2 separate regions of the Homo sapiens genome follow, and region 2 is linked to region 1. Evidence: chromatin loops called from intact Hi-C (ENCODE). Cell type or tissue: endothelial cell of umbilical vein. All regions are shown on one strand. Each heading gives the region's core, and the rest is flanking DNA. Links, peaks and the distances in the headings are about the cores only. Region 1 has its middle 84 kb from the start of MEGF10. Region 2 overlaps C5orf63 (chromosome 5 open reading frame 63).

Region 1 (2,924 bases), core at 211-2,710:
ATTCCCTAAATGATTCCTTATTGATTATGTCTAATGTTTATTGATTATGTCTAATCAATAGGCATAAAGTTTCAGTTAAGCAAGATAAATAAGCTCTAGAGATCTGTAAAACACTGTACCTATAGTCAGCAACAATGTACTGTACACGTAAAAATTTGAGACTAGATCTCATGTTGTGTTCTTACTACAATAAAGTAAAAACAAAACAAACAAACAAACAAAAAACAGAAAAGGACCTACACAGCCACTCCCATAACTCAGAAAGTTTCGCTCAAATGTCAAAGCCCAGAAAGGAAATGTCTCAAATTTTGTTACCTTCGCGGAACTCCTCAGGAAGAAGGCAAGGTGTGCCCATGTACCAAAAGCATTCCCAGGGCCTTTTCTGTTCATTCTACCTGCTCTGAATCTCATTTGTCTCAGAGAAAAAAAAATTTTTCCTTAGGTTACATGGTTCAGCTCTCAGGAAAGAAAGTATCTGTGCAATGTATCCTTCTCCCTTTCAAATCCTAATTATTCATTCTACTTCACATAAAATGCTCTTCTCCATTGAGGATATGCTTTAATTAAACCTAGAAACATACAGAAAAGTGCATGAATATATACATATAAATTTTAAGGATATTTTCTTATAGAAATGTATGTTCATTAAAAATTGAAGCAAAAGAAGCAGATAAAATGAAGATTAAAAAATCTCTCATATTCTACCCCTTGACTATTAGCACTACGAACATTGTGGAAACTATTCTTCCAGTCTTTTTAAGAGGAAGGATGGCAGTCTGGTATTTACACATTTTTTCATTTACAAAAATGGGACTATTATAAATTCATTTATAATCTGCCTTCCTCACATAACAGTATATGATTAATACTGTTTTCTAGAACAACCTATTTCTTAAAGGACTTATGTCTTTTTTTCTTTCTTCTTAAATATCTACTTTAAAATATCTTTGAACAGAGTAGCAATTGCTAAATACAAATGTGTAGAGATTTTTCTTCTTGCATTAATGTATTGCTGCCCCTGCCAAAGGAGATATTTGTATTTTAGTATTGCTATTCTGTAGACAATGGCTTAGTGCAAGGAAATAAATCTAACAATTGGTCCCATGGGGGATGTTTTGAAACAGAGTTCCCTCATTGTTTACATTATGACACATAGACCATTCATCCATTTGCTCATAAGACTGACCTCATTCTAAAGAGAATCTTCCCCCTAGCTCTCCCATGAGTGTTTATAGAGGGAAAGCGGGGTAGGGGCGGGAATCAGACTCAATATTCATTTTAAAAGGCATTGGTTAAAGATCTTCCTGCAAATGCTTGGCATATTGCATCAATGTCAACTGCATCCTTGAACACAATGCATGACTGGTACACTATTTAGCCACAGTCACATTTTGAAGTGTGTGGCTTCTCTATTTAACTGTCTGTGGCATGCAGTAATGGTAGGTTTTGGAGAGGGGACAAAGGGACATGCCAGTATTATACTTTTGTTACTTCTGTTTGTTTGAATATGCCCTGATGAACAAACATATATTTGTCCTGTGCCAATATCTTTGTAGGGTGGAAAACGGCATTTCACCAGCTGGACAGTATCATCCTACTTTAGAATTGAGGAAATTTGATGTTTAACTTGGGTGAAGTAATGCCAGGAAAGGCGTTTGGAGGAAGAAAAGTTGCTGACTGGTGAAACTGGCAATGCCTGGTATTGTCAGATTGAAAGTGGACCAGAAGACTAACTGTGAAGAACCAGGAAATGTGCCTGGATCTTTGATCAAAACAGGGAAGTGGCATAGTGAAAAATCTAAATAAATAAATAAATCTAAATCTCAAGTTGAAATGTAATCCCTAATGTTGAAGGTGGGGCCTGGTGGGAGATGATTGGGTCATGGGGGCAGATCTCTTGTGGCTTGGTGCTATCCTCGCAATAGTGAGTTCTCTCAAGATCTGGTTGTTTAAAAGTGTGTGGCACCTCCTACCCTCTCTCTTGCCCCTGCTCTGGCCATGCAACGTACCTGTTCCCTCTTCACCTTCTGCCATAAGTAAAAGCTCCCTGAGGCTCTCAAGCAGCTGAGCAGATGCCTGCACTATGCTTGTACAGCCTGTAGAACCATGAATCAATTAAACTTCTTTTCTTATAAATTACCCAGCCTCAGTTATTTCTTTATATCATGTAGACAATGGCCTAACACAAGTAGGAACTAGAGTGCCTTCAGGAAAGAATTTTATTTGAGTATTCTTTTTGTATGCCAGGCAATTTGCTTATGGCATTTCATGGGTTGGAGCAGCCACAGCAAGGCAGGGTCAGAGGTCCAGGCAAGGTGTTAGGAGGCAGATGGTAGGCACAGGTCAGCTCCCACCTCATACAAAAAGCTGCAGGTGTGTTTGTTGTAGGTGTCTGAGTCTTAGCTGGGATCATCAGGTGGAACCTGAGCGGGCAGCAAGCGGTTAAATATGGCTTCCCTGGAGGGTTCAGGTTCAGAACTCAAGGTCAATCTTACTATCATTCCTAGCACATCCAGCAAGTTCCAAGAAGGATTCAAGATAAATGATGTCAAGAGTATGGCAGCATGAGTAAACCAGCAGTATTTTAGCTGTTGCTTCAGCACGGGCAGCATGATGAGTGCTTGGTGGGTAGTGGTAGGAGGTGAGGCTAAAAGACAGGCGGCACCAAATGGAGGATTTTTACCTATTGAGGAATTTGGAGATATTCTGAGGGAATGTGGAAAATTAGAAAGCTGGAGAGGATTAATTTGGAAGACAAGGAGGCCCATTGAAAGGCTATGGCAATAAAGACAAAAGGCCAAGATACACATTGCAGTGTTATTTACAGGGCCAAAACACTGAAATAAGCTAAACAGCAACCAATAGAAATGAAGCCATGCCGTCGTGAAAAAAAATAAAGTAGCTCTCTATATACTACTGTTATT
Region 2 (2,924 bases), core at 103-2,602, 140 kb before region 1:
CCTGAATAATGTGGTTGGGTTATATCATACATGAGGCCTTAATAGAGTTTAAAAACCAATTTGAAAATTCCTTCATTCCATAAAGATAGCATTAAGATGAGGGCAAAATCATTCTAGTTCAAGGGATGGGAAAAAAGTATATAAGGAATTAGGCAGGCTCCTTTCCACATTATCCTTCTTAACCAACATGACCCATTCCCTTTGACGATATCTCTTATACTTAATACTGACCTAGAAAGAAGGCAATTTCATTAAACATCTTAGTCTTATTGTACCCAGCTAGTAATGCAAGTTTCCCTGCTATTTAAAAAGCACATAATCCCATTTCCAAAAACAACTGTTTGCAATTCAAAAACCATCCACCCAGGCAATGTCTTCTCTTTGTCCCTAAAATTCCACCCACTTTCAATTTATCTTGTCAAAGAGATAAAGTTATCTTTGTGCCCCCACAAAACCTAAAAGATGTTTCATTCATTGCTTGCCATTTTGTAGCAAGTGACTTTGGACATTGAGTTGCTAAATCCAGCATTTCCCTGGACTTGTGATAACAGTAAGACCCAGGCCTGTAGAAATACAGTCTTCAATCTGAATGTTGGGAGCCATCCACTCTTGCTTGACATTAGGCTGTGGCATCCCTCAGTTATGTGGGATTCTACAATCTTTTGAGTCCTATTCTGTTTTTTAATAGCTATCATTGATAGAATTTTTTTAATGTTTTGGAACTGGAAGTGACTTTGGAGATTCCCCTTGCTTTATGTATAAGGAAACTAATGCTTAAAGTCTTTCATACTATATTTTTTAGTTCATTTCTCTGTATTTTCTCCTGGAACAATGGCATATTTTTATATATAATGAGATCAACACAGAATTTCAGAACTAGAAGGCATCTCCAAGTTCAATCCTCTTTCTTCCCAAAAAATCGCAAAACACTTTTCATATTAATCCTCAGAGTATACCAATTAACAGACACTTCATTTTGTATAAGGCTTAATTTAAGGATGGAGAGAATGAGGAAAGTCTCAGTTTCAGACAGTAGAATTCTTTTACCATAAGAATTAGGCTCTGTTCTCTAAATCTAAAAAGATTCACATCCATTTCATTTTTGAACCTGGAGAAATGGCTGAATTTACTGAGTTTTCTATTAAATAATAGAATCATTTTTCTTCACTGGATGGAAGGACTATGTGTTTTAAGAAACAAAGAGTTTTAAAAAAATCAAATAATTCAACGTCATGTCCTTCCCTCCTGACTAAAAATCATTTCCCCATTATTTCATGATTAACATGAAAAAGCACTGGAACAATGAGAGGAAATTCATTTGTTTCCAGTTGTAACAATGCGATTTCTGCTGCAATCCCATTGGCAACAGAAGGCAGCAGCATATACCACCACTGTCCTATTACAACACAAAAAGCTGTCAACTTTGAACTCCTTTGAAATGTTGTTAGTAAAGTAGAAAAGACAAGTGTGGATTTCCTTCAATATTATTTGGGCAACCTAGACTTAAAATAGTGACCAGACTTAAGATAGTGACTCTACAGAGGTCCTCTATCCTTAAGGCAAGACCAAACCAAGATACTGGTGCCCTACATAAGCTAATAATTTGGCACACTTTCAAACAGATACTCTTCAAATATTTGCTAAACAGGTGTTTGGGTGAGGCGTTGCATGGCAGGCCTGGAGAAAGTGTGGAGACAGGACTGGTGGAAGCTTTTAGCTTGCATATTCTAAACAACAAAGGACCCACAACTGACCAGGCCAGATCTCCTTGGAAGGCAGTTTGAGGAGCATCTAATGTATTCCCAAATACACTCTTCCCTGCTCCAAGCTGTTTATTAAAGCATTACTTCTGTCTCTAGTAACAACCTGAAAGGAGGTGACTGCTTTATATTCTTTTCAGTATCTTGTTACATTCTCAATGTTTTATACTTTTTATAGATCCAACCTCCCTTCAGGGACACTATCTTTTCATTTCTATAGCTTGTACTGAGCATTTGCAATGTGCCAGGTGCTGTGCCATGTATTAGAAATATAAAAGTGATTAAGATATTGTCACTGCCCTTAAGAAACTCACACCTTGAGCAGGAGAAAGACTCACAAACAAATAACACAATACCACAGTGATGAAGGCTACAACAGTAAAAAGGCTGTTACTAGATATTACTGGTGAAATGGTCTGAAATCCTTGGAGATGGATACTTTCTAAAAATAGTAGGTAGGTTCTTTCAGTTTGCCTCCATATCTAGGAACTTTAACTTTGGTAAGGATTGGAATAAAAAGAGAGTAACATTTTCATGTTTCCTGTTCTCCGTGGCTGTACTGGGATGGGAAGTTAGGGATGTGGAATCATGTCTAAGATAAACTTAGCCAAAACTTTTCATTTGCATATTCTTCCCCAAATGATTTTGTCCCTAGAATTTGTTATGCAATACTAGGGGAAGGATAGAGGAAGCTCACCTAGTCCCTGCTGTGTAGCTACACATACCTGATCCAGATGATTTCTCCCCTTCGAAATAATTGCAAACAAGATTAAAACTGTATTCAGGAAGTATTCCAGCTGGCTTTTGGCTTCCTCTGATGTACAGTCCTTGAATAAAGCAGTAGCAAAAATTAGATTTAAATAAGGAACATAAAAACACCTCGCTACTTGTACCAGATCACCTCAAGGTCCTGCTATGTTTGAAACCCCAAGGCCTAGCATTAGAGTAACTGAATACATCAGCCAGCTAGAGTATATACAAGTTATGAAATAAAAAAACTTTAATAATAAAAAATAACCTATTTTAAAGGGATTTCTCATAGTGCCTCTGAGTACTTTAGAGCCAGGCATCTGGAACAAAATAGAAACACAGTCCAATCAACTCCCAAGTTGGAAAAATCCTCATTTCTATTACTTACCTGCCAACAGTCCATCTAAATAAAAC

The links. A loop is a pair of places that touch in the nucleus more often than their neighbours do. Peaks named below come from ENCODE experiments on the same cell type or tissue, not always from the same donor. Only the 100,000 strongest peaks of a DNase experiment are listed, where the experiment ranks them.
Region 2: a loop joins it to region 1, with 2.2 times the contacts of the local background. A loop is called at or near these places in 7 of 110 quality-filtered maps.

Annotation. Positions count from the first base shown.
Region 1 is chr5:127,205,322-127,208,245 of GRCh38, forward strand. No RefSeq gene overlaps it. Among named protein-coding and RNA genes, the nearest start is that of MEGF10, 84 kb to the right of the region's middle. In endothelial cell of umbilical vein, for the core only: no CTCF peak of the experiment used is centred there; a DNase peak (open chromatin) is centred at 1,150; H3K27ac peaks cover 1,337 bases.
Region 2 is chr5:127,069,099-127,072,022 of GRCh38, forward strand. It overlaps C5orf63 (chromosome 5 open reading frame 63), which reads right to left. Exons shown (of 5, transcript NM_001164478.2): 2 at 2,486-2,587. Among named protein-coding and RNA genes, the nearest start is that of C5orf63, 2.9 kb to the right of the region's middle. In endothelial cell of umbilical vein, for the core only: no CTCF peak of the experiment used is centred there; a DNase peak (open chromatin) is centred at 1,323; H3K27ac peaks cover 1,733 bases.